Linked DNA regions of Mus musculus: region 2 is linked to region 1. Evidence: chromatin loops called from intact Hi-C (ENCODE). Cell type or tissue: heart. All regions are shown on one strand. Each heading gives the region's core, and the rest is flanking DNA. Links, peaks and the distances in the headings are about the cores only. Region 1 holds the start of Grk2 (G protein-coupled receptor kinase 2). Region 2 holds the start of Rad9a (RAD9 checkpoint clamp component A).

Region 1 (8,323 bases), core at 192-8,191:
CAGAATAATGGGGTCTCCGGGGCAGAAGGTCCCCGGAGTAGAAGGGGTTCCCGGGTCCTGGGGCAGAAGGTCCCCGGAACCTGGGGCGGAGGGGGTCCCTAGGGCACGGGATCCCGGGGCGGCGCGTGGGGCCCGGCACAGGCGGGCTCACCTGGGCTCTGGCAGCAGGATCTTCTTGCTGGCGCGCGCGGCCGGCGTGGCCTTGCTCTTCTCCATGGCCATCAGGTAGCTCACATCGGCCAGCACCGCCTCCAGGTCGGCCATCTTGGCGGCGGCGGCGGCGCTGTTCCTCCCGCCGCCCGAGGCTCCGCTCCGCTCCCGCTCGCTCGGCCCGGCCCGGCCCGCGCGGCTTGTGGGCCTCGGCGCCGCCGCCGCCCCGCCCGGTCCTCGCTCGTCGCCGGCTCACAGGCGGCGCCGCCCCATGGCGCCGGCTCGGGCCCGGCCCGGCTCGCGCTCCGCTCCCGCCGGGACTGCAGTCGGGGCGCCGCCGCCGCCGCCACCACCACCACCACCCGCTCGCCCGCGCCCCGGAGCTGCCGCCGCCGCCTCCGGCCCCGCCTGCCGCGCACAGCGCCAGCGAGCCGCCGAGGGGCCGAGCCGGGCGGGCGGCGGGCGGGCGGGCAGGCGACAGCGCCCCCTAGAGGCTGCACCGCTCGGGTCCGAGACACGGGTCTCAGTCCTGGTTTGTTACCTGAGTCTTCCACCAAGGACTCTAGGATGACCTCAGACCCCAAGCCATGACCACAAACGCGGATCCCATCTCAGCATGCTAGACTGCACGCTCCACTAGGGCCAAGACCGTGGGTCCTAACAAGAATCCTGACACCGACCAAGACTCCTATACTCAAATTTCTGAACATTCTCTCAGAGTCACACCATCATTACCACCCCTGACTCCTGACCTGACCAGATGACAATCCTGACTTCAAACTCCCAACAGGACCCCAGACTCAGAGCTTGGGCCGCACTCCTGACATGAACGTTTGTTGTTGTTCTTGTTTTAGAGAGGGTATCCCCGTGTAGCCTTGGCTAGTCTGTAACTCACTATGTAGACCAGGCAGACCACTAATTCACAGCGATCTGCTTTCCTCTGCCTCCCAAGTGCTGAAATGGATTAAAGGCATAGTCCATTAAACCACACTCTGATGAACGCCGAACTCATTAATTGATCGATCGATTGACTGATCAGTTGATTGATTGTGTATGCACATGTGGAGGTTAGAGGACAGACAATTTGACCATCAGTTCTCTCTTTTTACCACATGGGTCTCTAGGGATGGAACTCAAGGTCCTCAGGCTTGGTGGCAAACATTTTACCCACTGAGCCCTTCTGTGCCTTCTTCCTTGGCCAACTCCTGTCTACTTTACCTGGCTAGCACACGAGAGGCAAAAGCAGGTGTCTTTCTGTAAAGTCAAAGCCAACCAGGGCTATAGAGTGAGACCCCGTCTTAAGCAAATGAGTGAAAGCAATTTAAACTGCACACCTCTCTAGAGCACCTCTTTGCTTTCCAGGCTGCCAGGACACTCCCACCCCAGGCATGGACACTTAGAACCTGATTCTCCTGCCAGTTCGTGTCCAGCAAAGCAAGTATCCCGACTCCCCTGACTTCTTGACTCCTTCAGAAGAAAACAAATCCTATTAGGGGAGAAAGGTTGTCAGCGGACGACATCTCTAGACAGATCCTGCCTCTACTTCTCCTTTCCTAGGTCACCACTACAGCCTCCTGAGAGTCCTCTGACCTGTCCATTTCTCAGGGTTCCTAAAACTGCCCTCTGATACAGGCTCTGACCAGAATGGCTGTCCCCAAATCTAGATCTGATGGGATTACTGTACATTCAAGGCCAAACAACAGCTGTCTAGTGCCCCAGAGCTACCAAGAGTGAAAAGTCCTGTTTTTGTTTCTGGTTTTGGTTTTTCCAGACAAGGTTTCTCTGTGTAACCCTTGCTGCCCTGGAACTCACTCTGTAGACCAGGATGACTTTGAACTCAGAAATCTGCTTGCCTTTGTCTTCCAAGCGCTGGGGTCAAAGGTGTGTGCCACTATACCCACCTGAGACTGCCAAGTCTCCTTTGGTTTTGTTTGTTTGTTTGTTTGTTTTTTTTGAGACAGGGTTTCCTTGTGTATCCCTGTCTTGGAACAGGGTGTAGACCAGGCTGGCCTTGAACTTGAACTCAGAGATTAACTTGCTTCTGCCTCCCAAGTACTGAGATTAAAGGCATGAGCCACCACCACCTGTCAAAAGTGTAAAATCTTAAGGGGACATTTTGGACCCCAATTTTCTGCTGCCCAAGCCAGGTTCGGTTGAACAGTAACCTGTGCTTAGCTTTTTTGAAACAGAGTCTCACCATGTAGCCTTTGGTTAGTTTGAAACTTAACTATGTAAACCAGGCTAGCCTTGAACTTATAGAGATTTATACCACCCTAGTGGCCTAGGTGAACAGTCTCTCTCTCTCTCTCTCTCTCTCTCTCTCTCTCTCTCTCTCTCTCTCTCTCTCTCTCGTTTTTGAGACAGGGCTATGGAGCTGTGGCTGTGCAAGAATTCACTATGTAGACCAGGCTGGCCTCAAACTCACAGAGTTTGCCTGCCTCTGCCTCCTGAGTGCTGGGATTAAAGGCGTGCACTACCAGCGCCAGGCTGGCGAGTCTCTTAAACTGAAGCATGAATGGTAGAGTCCTGTTGCCCTCTTTAGCTTGGTTCCTGCCATCCCCTAAGAATCTCCTCTCTCTGTTAGTTCTTCACTTTGGGCTTCTGCTTTTCCATGGACCTGGAAGCCCCTTTATGTGCCTTCTTCCATAACCAATCCTGCTGTTCCTTTCAGACCCACGCCCTGATGCCCTGACCCCAACTGTATGCATGTTCCATTCTACATTTAACACTACCAGGCCATATTGCTTTCATTTAAAACCATCGTCAATCAAAACATTCATTGTTGTACATATAAATTGGGGGAAGGCAGCCATTACATCATAACATCTCTACACCTGAATGTCAGGCATGTTGATATATGAGGAGAGATACCCACTGACTTCCACTGTAATTGATGCTCCATGGTCATCTCTCTCTTTTTTTTGTTTTGTTTTTGGTTTTTGGTTTTTCGAGACATGGTTTCTCTGTGTAGCCCTGGCTGTCCTGGCACTCACTTTGTAGACCAGGCTGGCCTTGAACTCAGAAATCTGCCTGCCTCTGCCTCCCGAGTGCTGGGATTAAAGGCATGCGTCACCACGCCCGGCGGTCATCTCTCTCTTGTGTGCATATGAACATATGTGTTACAAGTATGTGTGCATATTCTGTGAGTATGAGTGCATGCATGCTATGTGCAGGTATGTGTCTGGTCAATCTTATATATAATTTTTCAGGATCCATCTATATACTCATTTTAATTAATTTTAAGATTATTATTATTATTAGTTAATTAGTTAGTTAGTTAGTTAGGTTTTTTTTTTCGAGACAGGGTTTCTCTGTATAGCCCTGGCTGTCCAGGAACTCACTTTGTAGACCAGGCTGGCCTCGAACTCAGAAATCCGGCTGCCTCTGCCTCCCGAGTGCTGGGATTAAAGGCATGTGCCACCATGCCTGCCTTCACGTACATGTTCTGAACACTTAACCACCGAGCCATCTCTCCAACCACCCAGTTCATTTATTTTGAGACAGAGTCTCTCAAGTGGGACATGAAGCCTCATAAATCCACCTATCTCCACCACCCCAGTGCTGGGACCGTAACTGTGTGTCACAGACCGGCTTTTTATGTGGGTATGAGGGACTGAAGTAAGATTGAAGGAAGCACTTAGCCAACTGAATCATCTCTCCATTGTTCCTGGCTCATTTCAGGCCTAGACTCAGACAAGCATTGATGTTTGATGAATGAATGAATGAGTGACCACACTCCTGAACACATGAAATGTGAAGCAGAAGAGGGCTAGCAGCTACAGCAGAAGCAGTGCCCCTGACCTTCACACAAGCACTGCCCTGACTCTCTGAGACTGGGCCTAAGAGCACAGCCCCACCCTGGCCTGGGTTTTCTGGAACAGTTCCTATTTAAAAAAAAAAAAAAAAAAAAATCTGCCTGAAGAACTTGTCAGAGCAGAGTCTGAGTGTGGGTTTGGAGATGCCAGCCATCCTTTCAGTACCTGGAAACCCAGATGGACCATCCCACCCACAGCCCCACCCACTGTCCCAGCCAGACCTTGTTCCCAGGGGCAGGTCTCCTGGGCATCCTTCATGGATTCTTGAGACCTGAGAAAGCAGTTTCAGTCTGCCAGGGGACCAGATAGTGTGAAGAGGCCTCTGGGCTGCTAAGGCTGGTCTTTGAGGTGGTGCTGCCACCTAGTGGTGTATAGGAGGAAGGTAAACTTGTAAACTTGACCTTTCAGGCCAGCTTCAATCATTTCCTTCTTCCTTTTCTTTTCTTTTTTCTTTTTTTTTTTTTTTTTTTAAAGATTTTTTTATTTATTATATGTAAGTACACTGTAGCTGTCTTCAGACACTCCAGAAGAGGGCATCAGATCTTGATCTTGTTACAGATGGTTGTGAGCCACCATGTGGTTGCTGGGATTTGAACTCCGGACCTTCGGAAGAGCAGTCGGGTGCTCTTTCCCACTGAGCCATCTCACCAGCCCTTCTTTTCTTTTCTCTTCTCTTCTCTTCTCTTCTCTTCTCTTCTCTTCTCTTCTCTTCTCTTCTCTTCTCTTCTCTTCTCTTCTCTTCTCTTCTTTCTTTTCTTTTCTCTTCTTTTCTTTTCTTTTTCTTTCTCTTTTTTTTTAGATTTTTATTTATTCATTATTATGAGTAAGTACACTGTAGCTGTCTTCAGACACACCAGAAGAGGGTGTCAGATTATGGGTGGTTATGAGCCACCATGTTGCTGGGATTTGAACTCAGAACCTTCGGAAGAGCAGTCAGTGTTCTTACCCCCTGAGCCATCTCACCAGCCCCTTTTCTTTTCTTTTCTTTTCTTTTCTTTTCTTTTCTTTTCTTCTCTTCTCTTCTCTTAATTTTTGGTTTTTCGAGACAGGGTTTCATAGCCCTGCCTGTCCTGGAACTCACTCTGTAGACCAGGCTAGCCTCGAACTCAGAAATCCGCCTGCCTCTGCCTCCCGAGTGCATTTCCTTCTTTCTACAAACCAAGTCCCATATCCAGATTGTGCTGGACTGGGCCAGGATGCTGGCAGTGCAAAGAGGAGAGGACCACCATTTCTGCTCACGGTGATGGTAAGTGCTGAAAACTTAGTCCACACTGAGCTCCTGATCCCACCACTGTAACCTGCTCCCTCCTCCCCTTGAAGTCTCCATCTTCTAAAACATGATGAGTCTTCTTCAACTCCTTACCTGTCTGATTCCCTTAGATGCACCAGCACCATCTGTGTGAAGCACAGTAGCCTCTTCTCAGGCTCCCTGTCTTTCTATTGTGGCTTTCACTGCTTAAACTCTACCTCGACTGGTCTAGGGCCTAGGATGACACTCATTTGCTTCCAGTGGCCTGTGAGACTTAAGAGCCCTGCCTGGCCTCTGCATCTCTCAGTTAGGTACCCTCCCTCCACATCTCTGCTCTTCAGCCTCTCTGTATCTTGAACAAAAAAATTTTTTTAAGATTTATTTATTATATGCAAGTACACTGTAGCTGTCTTCAGACACCCCAGAAGAGGGCATCAGATCTCGTTAAGGATGGTTGTGAGCCGCCATGTGGTGCTCTTAACCACTGAGCCATCTCTCCAGCCCACAAATGTGTTATATTATCTATCTCTCCAGCCTAAGCTGGGCTGTGCACCTTTCCTCCATATGGCAGGCTCTTGCTCAGCCTGTTCTTTTCTGAACCTTTATGTTCAGAGGGCAACTGTTCCCGTGTGTGCTGATCAGTAGTACGTCCCTCGTGGCCAGCATGCAACTTGGGTTGGCCCTGAACTTGTGTGACAACTTTCCTGGTTCTGTTTCCCCAGAGATAGAAACTAGCTACTACCTTCCTTCTCTTCCAGTTCAGGGGATAGAATTCAGGACATTTCAGTGATGGAGAGATGGTTCAGCAGTTAAAAGCACTCACTGCAGTCTTTTAGAGAACCTGGGTTTGATTGCTGGCACCCACATTGCAGTTTACAACTTTTTGTAACTGCAGGAAGTTAATACCATTTTCTGACTTCCACAAGCACCAACCACTCATGGTACACATACATAATGTAGGCAAAACATATATACACATGAAAGAAAATAAATTTAGGACCTTTCACATGCTAGGCAAGTGATCTAGCACTGAGAATTATTTCATGTGTGTGTGTGTGTATTTTTTTTTTTTTTTTTTTTTTTTGGTTTTTCGAGACAGGGTTTCTCTGTATAGCCCTGGCTGTCCTGGAGCTCATTTTGTAGACCAGGCTGGCCTCGAACTCAGAAATCCGCCTGCCTCTGCCTCCTGAGTGCTGGGATTAAAGGCATGCGCTACCATGCCCGGTGTGTGTGTGTATTTTAAAGGGTCTCACTATATTGCTTCGTTGTTTGGCCTGGAATTCACTATGTAGCAGGCTATCCTTGAACTCACAGAGAGCATCTTTCTTCTACCTCCCCAGTAGTGCTTGGAGAAAAAGGCGTGCTACCACTGGTGGTTTGCTAACTGCTCTTGTGTCAACTTGACACAAAGCAGAGTCATCTGAAAGGAGGGAATCTTACTGTAAGATCCAGCTCTAAGGCATTTTCTTAGTTTGCTTTTTACAGAGGAGGGCCCAGCTTTGTGGTCCTGAGCTCTATAAGAAAGCAGGCTGAGCAAGCTGAGCAAGCCAGTCAGCAGCCCTCTTTTATGGCCTCTGCATCAGTTCCTGCCTCTAGGCTCCTACCCTGTTTGAGTCCCTGTTCTGACTTCCTTCAATGATGAACAGTGCTGTCAAAGTGTAAGCTCAATAAACCCTTCCTCCCCAACTTGCTTTTGGTCATGGTGTTTTCTTCACAGCAACAGAAACCATAACTAGGAAACCTTGCCAAACAAACAAACAAACAACCAACCTTGTTTTTGAGATAGAGTTTTACCATATACCCTTGGCTGGTCTGGAACTTGCTATAGAGATCAAAGTGGTTTTGAACTTCCATTGATCCTCCTTCCTTAGCCTCTCAAGTCTGAGTTCCAGACACAAGTCATCATACTCTGTTTTGTTGTTATTGCTACTGTGTGTGTGCATGTTGTGCATGTGTGTGGCTACGTGTGCCATAACACATGTGTGAAGGTGAGCAGACAACTTTGAGGTTTGTTCTCTCATTCTACATTTACACTGGTTCCAGGACCTAACTTAGCTCTCCAGTCTGGAGGGTCCTATTTATTAGGGACAAAGTCAATATATATTCAGGCTGGTCTCAAACTCACCATCTTCTTGTTTCAGCTACTCAAGCACTGGGATTACAAGTTTCTGGCACCAGAATGAAGGTTGCAGGTTCTTACTTCCTTTCCAGATTCTCATGACCCTGTTCTGAGGAGCAGCACTTTTCCAGGGACCTTTAAGGTCGTGTAGTCCAGCCCTGTCCCAGCCCCAGCCGCAACCTGCTTTTCAGAGTTTTTGCAGAGGTTAAGATTCCAGCTTCAGTCTTCTGGACCTCAGCTACACCCACCCTCCCAGATGCAACGCGCATGTGTTCCTGTACCCTAAGTCAACCGCTTGTGAATTACAGCTTGTGATGTCTGGTAGTCCTCACGTTGGTACTGAAGTGTTGTATGACTGAATCTGAGAGCTACTTCTATTAATCCCGTCCAGTGCCTTGGGCAGGTTTCTTATCCTCTCTGGGCCAGCATTGGCGAACAAAGATGATGTGCAAAGCTCTGGAGTAGGGTAGAATCTTAGTCTGCTGACTCTACCATTCGCTGGAGTCTTCTGTCTCATTTGCTCTCCAGGCATCCTCTCAAGCCCTTTGTCTCATTTCTCTTCTGCCCTCTACCTGTTACCTTTCCTTTTCTGGTTTCTCAGGTGCACTACTGTCTTCCAGCACCTCCTGGCTTATAGCAGCTGCGCTCAGCCTCTAGAGAGGGATGGACAGGACAGGGAAAGTTAGGGGACTGGATCAGGCTTAGTGCTCTCTGGCTTTCAGCTTCCGTCCTAAGCTTGGACCGGACCTGTGGAAATACATAGGGAAAAGGAAGAACTGTGCATCCAGAGTGTGAAGCAGCCAATGTTCAAGCACATTTAGCAAAGTCGGCCTGGGGGAATAGGCACCCCCTCCCCAAAATACTTCTTTTGAAGGGCCCTATGCAAATAAAATAGAAAGATGGTTTCATTGGTTAACTTGCTATATAATCATGGGGTCCTAGTTCAGATTCCTGTACCTAGTAAGCCAGAGTCTTGTAAAGAGACTTTCT
Region 2 (8,323 bases), core at 260-8,259, 110 kb before region 1:
TGAAGCAGGGGTGCTTACCGTGCTGGGGTGCGCAATAAGTGAGGGCATGAGGCTGGGTCGAAGACAGCCTGCAGGGACTCACAGTCCTGGAAGGAGAGGTTGTGTGTCTTCTTGACCCCTGGATAAGGGAAATGGTCTCAGGGCTTGGCAACCTCCACTGCCACTGCCTCCACACCCACAGAGGAACTCTTTGGGCAGGCCGCTTGCTCACCATACTTGCAGTGGAGCTGGACCACCAGGTGGCTGTGGCTGCCACTGAGGGAGATACAGCACTTCTCCACAGACTTCTCCACAATTGCCAGAGAGCGGAAGACGGACAGGAAGGCCTGGGCAGGGTAGGACATCAGTCTGGCACACTGCTTCCACGGCCCAGCTCTACATCCCATGTAGGCCCTGGCCCCATCACTGGCCCCACAAAGCTGTGGTGTCTGCACACTCCCATGCTGCCTTGCCCATGCTGGTCTCTTTGCTGGGAAGGGCCACTAACCTTTTCTTGACCAATGTCACCACCCTCTCCACAGATCTTAGATAGCCCTCTACGGTCTAAACATCTTTACCTCACTGCATGTTGCATGGAATAGCTCCCATATGAGACTAACTCCCTAGTCAAACTCATCATTTACTGAGTACCTGGCACAGAGGCACAGCTGTGGAGCTGCTTCAGGTGGCCCTTACCTTCATCAGGATCTTACAGCGCAGCAGGTCCTGACCAGGGGAAGCCGCCTGGTACTGCTGGAAGAAGAGTGGGGCAAAAAGGAAGCAGGCATAGGCAGAACGGGACGAGTTCACAGTCCGTAGGGAGAGCTGAGACACAAAAAGCAGGCAAAATTGCTTTTCCCTTAAGTTACTTTAGCCCCACCTTGCCTGCCACTAGGCGTTCTAGGAAGAGCAAGTACCCTCTGTATAGACATGCAGCCTCAGAAGACTGGGCCCAAGCCGATGTCCGAACAACCCAAGAGATAATAAACTGCGCCGGAATATCTGTCCACCATCCCTGTAAGGCCGAATGAACACCAAGCCTAGGCTCCCCATTCACCATTGAATCCGCCCCCATCCCTGCGTCCCAGTCCCTTACCCCGTCCTTCAAGGGTTCCAGATAGAGCTCGTCCCCGATTCGGGATAGCGAATGGACAGCCTTGCCCAGCACTGCGGGGAGGAGAACAGAAAGTGGTTAGGGGGACTCCTGGGGCTTGCTCACGTGGTCTGCTGCAAGGTAGGTCCAAACTTACCCTTCACGTTGCCCCCGGTGATCAGGCACTTCATAGTACATAAGCACAAAAATCGAGCTTGTTTTGCACACGAACCGGGACGGGATAGGACATATAATGAGTCCCAGCAGCTACTACGACTGCCTAAAGTTCCCTTCCCGCGCACCGTCCCCTCCCCGCTGCCGGCCTGGCCTCCGCTTCCTTATTGGTTCACCCGGGGTTTCTCCGTCACGTGAGAAAAACGTTCCTAAGCTCGGTGTCACGTGATCTAGTCGGTTCATTGGGTGTGGCCCGGGTCACGTGACTGCGGAGGGCTTGCTCCTGTGTCCTTCCTCAGGTCTGATTCTCCCACCCGAACCCGAGCCCTGCACACCCTGCAGAGCTCTGCAGCTCCACTGGGCTGCACTGGGCATAGGTGAAGGGCATACTAGATGGAGGAGCAAGGTGTCTGCACCAAGGATCGAGCTCTGGACCAGAGCCCTAACGTGGGAAGTGTAGACCCTCCCGGGTCGCTAACTTTAGTGTGTGGGGTTACAGGGTCAAATCAAGATAGTCCGCGCTCAATCTGGGCTGGGGATTCTGTTGTGGCAGCAACCACCAGCTCCCCTCAAAAAACGTAACTCGCTTCAAGAGCGATGAGAAGGGGCTGTTCATTTTGCTTTCAGGATCCTTCACTGACCTTCGTAAATACATGGAAAGATGAGAAGGTTCTGGGACAGAAAAGGGTGGAAGGATGGACTTGTCAGAAGGAGGGGCAGAAGCAGAAGCACAATGGGGGTAGGCGAATATGGGTGAATGGGGTGTCCCGAGCCTTGTGCGGTAAGGGGTGGGGAGGCAGAGCTGAAGGGATGAACTGGGAAGCCCTGGGAAGGCTTAAGTACTACGCGGGGTTTGGTTTATGTACATTTTACCAATTACCCAGACAGTGTGGAAGGATGAAGATTTTCAGCTGGGACGCATTCACCTTGCTCTGGGAGGTAGTTCAAATGCCTAGAGCAACCCTTGCCCATCCCCCTGCGGGCCTGTGGGTAGTGGGGAGGGTGTGTTTGTTACCTAGCCCCTCTTTGTTTTTCTAGGCTCCTCTCCCTCTCCAAGTGCTTCTTTCCTAGAGCCTCCGGGGAGGAGGCGGCTTTCCCTTTCCACATCCAAGGCAAGCTGCATACAACGCAGAGGTGTCCAGTTCTCTGTTAGACTGGGAGTTAGGGGATTACCAGCATCCTCTCCTCCTCACTTGCTCACGTCTTCGGTGGATTCTGGCTGCTTCATTTCCCAAACAGATGGCAAAGTGGCCCTCCTTCTGTCTCCACTGTCCTCCTTTCACTGTCCAGACACAGTCCTCAGTGACCCGCCCCCCCCCCCCCCCCCGGTGGGCTTAACTCTCCTGGCAAAGTCCAGTCTCTTGATCAGGAACTTTGAGGATCCAGGTCCCACAGAGGTCTTCACTGTCTCCTACCCCACATGATCACCTATCTCCATAGCCCTGCCAGGCTCTTAGCGGCCACTCTGGCTGCTTCCAAGGCTGTAGCCTGCTTCTCCCATGCTGACTTCTCTTCCTGGGCTCAACAGCAAAGGTTCCCTCAGCAGAGAAAACCCTAGGCTTTGAGCCATGGTGTGTCCCAGTTTCCTCTGTGTTTAATATTTGTGCTTCCTGCTGTTGTGGCTGCTGCATGTGGGCAGGAACTGCTTCTGTTTTGTTTATTGCTCTGTGTACTTCCCACCCAGCCTAGGATCAATAAATAGGTGTTGAGCCAGGTATGGTGGCTCATGCCTATAATCCTACCACTAGCGACTCGAGAACTTGAGAGGCCAGCCTGGGCTATATAGCAAGACCCTGTCTCAAAAAAATAGAAAAAGGAGGGCCTAGAGAGATGGCTCAGTGGTTAAGAGCACTGGCTGCTCTTCCGGAGGACCTGAGTTCAATTCTTAGCAACCACATGGTGATCTGATGCCCTCTTCTGGCATGCAGTACAGATAGAGCACCCATATAAATAAAAGAAATACATCTTTTTAGAAAGAAAGAAAGAAAGAAAGAAAGAAAGAAAGAAAGAAAGAAAGAAAGAAAGAAAGAAAGAAAGGAAGGAAGGAAGGAAAGGAAAAAGTTAAGTATGTGGCACAGTTTAACCAGGCTGCTCCACCCTCCACCTCTGCCCACAGCACCCCCTCTCCTGATAACTCTACTCTCCCATGCTTAGCCCATGTTCGCACAGGTTTGTAATCTCAGGTTCTTGGAGGGCTGGGGTGGAAAGATTGAAAATTCAAGGCCTATTGAGATGACAGAGAACGTTCAAGGCGAGCCAGGCGGGTGGGGGGGGGGGCATAAGCTGCTTCTGTGCGGCCTGAGGACAGGAGCTCCGCAGCCAGCAGCGGGCCCAACAGGAAGAACCCCGAAAGCTGCCCGCTGACGCCCACAAGCACTCCACGGAAGGGCTGCCAATCTCACACACACTAATAATAGATGTAAGAAAAAATAAAGGGCTGGAGTGTAAATCTGAGTAGAACACATATCTAACATTCAAAAGCCCTGGGTTAAACCAGGCCTGGTGGGGCACTAATTTAATCCCAGGAGAGGCAGAGGGGTCTACAGAGTGAGGGAGTTCCTGGGCAGCCAGAGCTACACAGAGAAACCCTGTCTCAAAAACAAGCAAGCAAGCAAGCAAATCCCCAGTGCTTCCTGTTTCTTCTTCTTAAGATATCCTCCCACCCTACCCAGGACTGGGTGAGATCTTAAAACATCCTCCACTTCCTCCCCTGTCCCCTGCCTGAGCAGCCAGGCTGTCTCAACAGGAGACAGAAGGCGAGGCTCCCTGGAAGACAGAAGGCTCCCTGGAAGCAAAGGAGACGGCTGCTGATTGACCTGTTCTGTCCCTGACATACTGGGTGTTAAGGTGCTATTCTAGTGTATATGAGGTCGTATATACTAGGAGAAGGAGAAAGGATACTTTAGAGTGATCACCCTCCTGTTTTCTCACTCAATGCCAGAAACCTGTAGTACACTGGACTGCGGAAGGTAAGGAACAGGATGCTCGCCCAGACTCCCTCCAACCTGACACTTAAGATCCTGAAGGGTTTCCCTGGGGTGTAATCCTTGCAGACAAACTCTTCTAGGGTCTGTTCCCTGCCCCATTCCTGGGTTGTGAGTCTAGTATGGAGCTTTCCAATCCACCATTCTGTCTTGCAGTTAGCACATCCAGTCATGCAAGTTTACCCACAAGCACAGTAAGAGGGGGAGGGAGCTGGGACCCACGGGAGACGTTATTATGTTGAGTGGGAGATGGATCACCCAAAGAGGGCTTGGGTCCATCCTGAAAGTAGAGCAAAATGTGAGTCCAGCTCTGTGCACAGATGGCCTGGAGCAGGCCAAGGCCCCTCTGCACCTCCATTTTTCCCTCAAATGCAGTTGCAAGAGATGATGGGATGACCTCAGGATTCAACCCCCAAACTTACGGTGTTCACCTCACCCCATGTTGGAGGCAGCTTCCTACAAAGGTTCATTTGCTTTGTGTAAATGTAAGTGTATCTGGGACGGTGATGAAGGGTGGCTGCCACTGCAAACCCTCAGAGGCATCCTCTTGCCGGGACCCAATTCCTTCTAGAACCACTTCCCCCTAGCTGTTTAGGGCTGAATCACATCACAGGGAGCCCAAAGCTGGGACTTGGTGCTCAGCCATCCACTGCATCAACACATACAGCACACATTGGGTGCAATTTTCCAAGTTTGGAACAGAGACAAGATAAAGCTCCCTGATCTCCGAGTATGGTGTGTAGGTGCTACAGGGAGGACAAAAGGATACTGGGAGAGGAGAGGGGAGGGGAATGCTGGGAGAAGAGAGCCTCCTCTAGAACAGCATGTCCAGGTAGGGCATTTGCCTGAAGACCTGAGGAAGGGAGCTACAAAGTGAGAGCCACGGCTCTGGGGCTGGGTTGGGAGGGTCACACAGGGCAGCTGACAAAGAACAAGGCACTACAAGTCATTGTGAAGCTGCACCTTGGGGAAAGGCAGGAATCTATGGCTCTGGGAATATGCTGTCACGTGGGAGTTTTGACAAACTGGCGTAAATAGCAGAAGTGCAGAAGAGTTTGGAGAGTTGGGGTTCACCTGGGTTTGTCTTGGTATAGGCTGTAGATACGGCATTTGTGTGCTTACTCTGGGGTAACCAAGTAGACATGGCAGCTCTGAGATGTTGGGGCACTAGGAAGGGAGAACACCATTTGGCCTGCCTGTGACGCACGTGTAGCACACCAGGTGCTGCCAGCCCCCGCTGCCAAGCCCTGCCCAGGGTTTCTTGTTACCTGGCATCTGCCCCATCAATCAGAGCGATGTTTGGCACGTACCATTAGTTTGATGAATCTATGCTGAATAAGTGAAGAACAAAGATTCAGAACCTTTGCAAGACTTGAATTCTGGCTCCATCCAAAGTTGTGTGAAAATGGGCATTAGGCTGGTGGGTTTTTTCTTCTTCTTAGAGGTGGGGTTTCTCTGTGTAGCCCTGGCTGTCCTGGAACTCACGCTGTAGACCAGGCTGGCCTCGAACTCAGAAATCCGCCTGCCTCTACCTCCCAAGTGCTGGGATTAAAGGCGTGCGCCACCACTGCCCAGCTAGGCTGGTGCTCTTAAAGTCTGAATTTTCTAATGTATAGACTGGAGGTACTCAGGGTCACTCCTTTGATGAGCTACCGTGAAAGTTTATTTAGTTCATGTGTACAAAGCTCTTTCAATCTGCTATTGCAATGATGGTATCCTATCTGCTCAAACTGTGTAGTCCATCCTTACTGTAGCCTAAGAATCAGAGAGGGCAACAGAGCAGACCATCAGATTAGTCCAGGATGAAGGGATCCTGGAGGAAAGTCTCCCCAGGAGAAGGTACAGAGAAAGGCATGGAGCCCACAGGCTGGAGAACCTTCTATGACTGTGTCTGGGACAGGAGGAAGAAGCAGCCCTTGAGAGCAGCTAAGAAAGCAGGCTGCTGCTCTTTTGAGCCACTATGTGGTCCTTCCATTCTGGGTTTTCGCTGGTCCTGAGCCCCCAGAGCAGGCAGGATGGTAGTGCTTATGTCTTTCAGGGTCTTCTGGAGGTTCCCATGGGATAAAGATATGGCCACACTCTAGACACACAGACACAGTGCACACACGAGGGACCAGGACTTTTCAGTCTGCAGGGCTGGAGGTAGAGGGAAGAAGGAATGGAATTTTTCAAACCCACAGGGGGATGGAAAGGGGGAAGCTCAGCTTGTTCACCAAAACCTGGCATGCTGGAGTTACAGGGCCCCCTTGGAGTGCAAGTGAGGTAAGTTTAGGACAAATCAAAGGCAGCATGCTTCACCCAGCAGGGGAGGACAGCGATGGAACTCATTACCCCAAGATGTGGTCCCGGTTGGAAATATAAATAGCTTCACAAAAGGTTTAGATAAATCCACGGATGACAGCTCCATTCATGAGTTAGAAGGGAAAAGAGGCTGTTTGGGGGCCCCCTGGGCAGGCATCAGGGAGGCAACCTGACCTCCCTAAAGACCACCCCTTGGGGGTCCTGTTAAAGACAATACCATTGCCACAGGAATTCCAGAAGGTGACAGAGTTTCTGTGGACCAGGATATGGCCCGAGTCCCCTGTCTCCTGAATGTTCCCTACACTTAACCAGCCACCGCTGGGGAGACATGGACATCAACCAGCTCTAGGGAAAGCAGGTTGGCCAGGCTGTCCCCCTATGGGACCAGCAGAGGGAGACAGACACCACATCCAGTCCCAGATCCCAGGGCAAATCCAGGGTGGCTGGCCTGACCCTGGGTCAAGCATGCATCTGTGGGTACCAGTCTTGATTCCTGTCTTATTTTAGGTCCCATAAGAGGAAACAAGGCAAAAAAGGTGTCATTCCAAGGTTTTCTTGTGGACATGAAGGAGCTTTCAGGATATAGAGACAGAATGGGGAAGGATCACAGATTAAAAGCAGGGTTGCTTTAGAGCTAAGTTGCCTGCCTCTATGATCTTAAGCAAGTTGTACAATTTGTGCTTTGGATTCCCATGTGATAAGGTGGCACCTGCAATAGCACCCGCCTCAGGTGGGCTGTGTGAGACTGTCCGTGGGGAGGATTTAATTTTTAATGTGTAATTAATTAATTTTTTTTTTTTTTTTTTTTTGCACTTCCAGGCAGGTAAGTAAGCAGCAGCGGCATGTGGGAGACTAGAGGATTCTTGAATCTCCTTGGAGCTCTGCAATTTGCAAAGCCTTTGCTTCACTGTTTCATGTGAGCCTCACCACAACTCTGAGGATTTTGTGAGGTGGAGAGGGTCACTTGTAGCTGGTGGATCTGGGCCTCCACTCTACCCAGTGCAGAGGATAGAACTCAGAACCCTGCTTGTGCATGCTCAGCCACTGCAAATCCCAGTCTGGAATTTCTGATAACAAACCCCCTGATGGATCGATCTGTCCAGAGTCCTTGTTGGGTCAGAGGTTGAGGAAAGGCTGGTTCCGGGCACTCTGGTCTGCGCTGAAGCATCCTAGCAAGCTGCCCACATGTCTAGTCAGTATTAAAGTCACCTTTCCATGTGGCCCTGGAAGGCAGGCTGTGTCTAGGTCTACATTTGACTCAGCAGCTGTTTCGGGAAGCCTTTGGGAGGTAACAGGACTGCACAGACATGGGTACCAGTTCCTCCCAGCTCTATACTCTTCTGTTGGCCATGCAATTCTCTCTGACCAGTCAGGGGGGTCGCCCTTGACCCTCAAGCCTCGCCATGCCCTCAGCCCCTGTTTCACTATCACTGTTCTGTTCTGGGACAGGAAGGCTCTGAGAGCCCTGACTCACACACAGTGCCTCTGCCTCCTCAGTGCGGGATGAACTGTGTTCCTCACTGTTGTTATGTTGTTGACTCTGTTTGTTTGTCTGCAGTGCTGGGGACCAGACTCAGGGCCTCATGGACCAGGGGAGCACTCTGCCGCCGAGCTCCCCCCAGCTCCAGTTCCTATTGTATTTATGCAGACCCCTCGATTAGGAACCACCAGGGGAGCACTCTGCCGCCGAGCTCCCCCCAGCTCCAGTTCCTATTGTATTTATGCAGACCCCTCGATTAGGAACCACTAGCTGCTACTATCATGTTACCACCATCCCTGTCTAGAAAAAGAG

The links. Peaks named below come from ENCODE experiments on the same cell type or tissue, not always from the same donor. Only the 100,000 strongest peaks of a DNase experiment are listed, where the experiment ranks them.
Region 2: it touches region 1 in a loop (3-fold over the local background); 10 of 42 quality-filtered maps call a loop at or near these places.

The regions. Positions count from the first base shown.
Region 1 is chr19:4,305,751-4,314,073 of GRCm38, forward strand. Grk2 (G protein-coupled receptor kinase 2) reads right to left here and starts at 472. Exons shown (of 21, transcript NM_001290818.1): 1 at 152-472. The coding sequence starts at 264. In heart, for the core only: CTCF peaks have their summits at 680 (motif pointing left) and 4,330 (motif pointing left); DNase peaks (open chromatin) are centred at 601 and 4,251; H3K4me3 peaks cover 932 bases; H3K27ac peaks cover 647 bases.
Region 2 is chr19:4,200,254-4,208,576 of GRCm38, forward strand. It overlaps Rad9a (RAD9 checkpoint clamp component A), which reads right to left and starts at 1,350. Exons shown (of 11, transcript NM_011237.2): 1 at 1,230-1,350; 2 at 1,076-1,146; 3 at 676-804; 4 at 212-326; 5 at 19-118. The coding sequence starts at 1,263. Gm30082 (a long non-coding RNA gene) reads left to right here and starts at 1,455. Exons shown (of 4, transcript XR_388289.3): 1 at 1,455-1,545; 2 at 1,874-1,985; 3 at 2,131-2,185; 4 at 2,285-2,987. It overlaps LOC102631992 (a long non-coding RNA gene), which reads right to left. Exons shown (of 4, transcript XR_003952884.1): 4 at 4,996-8,323. In heart, for the core only: CTCF peaks have their summits at 3,130 (motif pointing left) and 4,803; DNase peaks (open chromatin) are centred at 1,458, 2,188, 3,978, 6,918 and 3 weaker places; H3K4me3 peaks cover 2,046 bases; H3K27ac peaks cover 2,883 bases; H3K27me3 peaks cover 2,016 bases.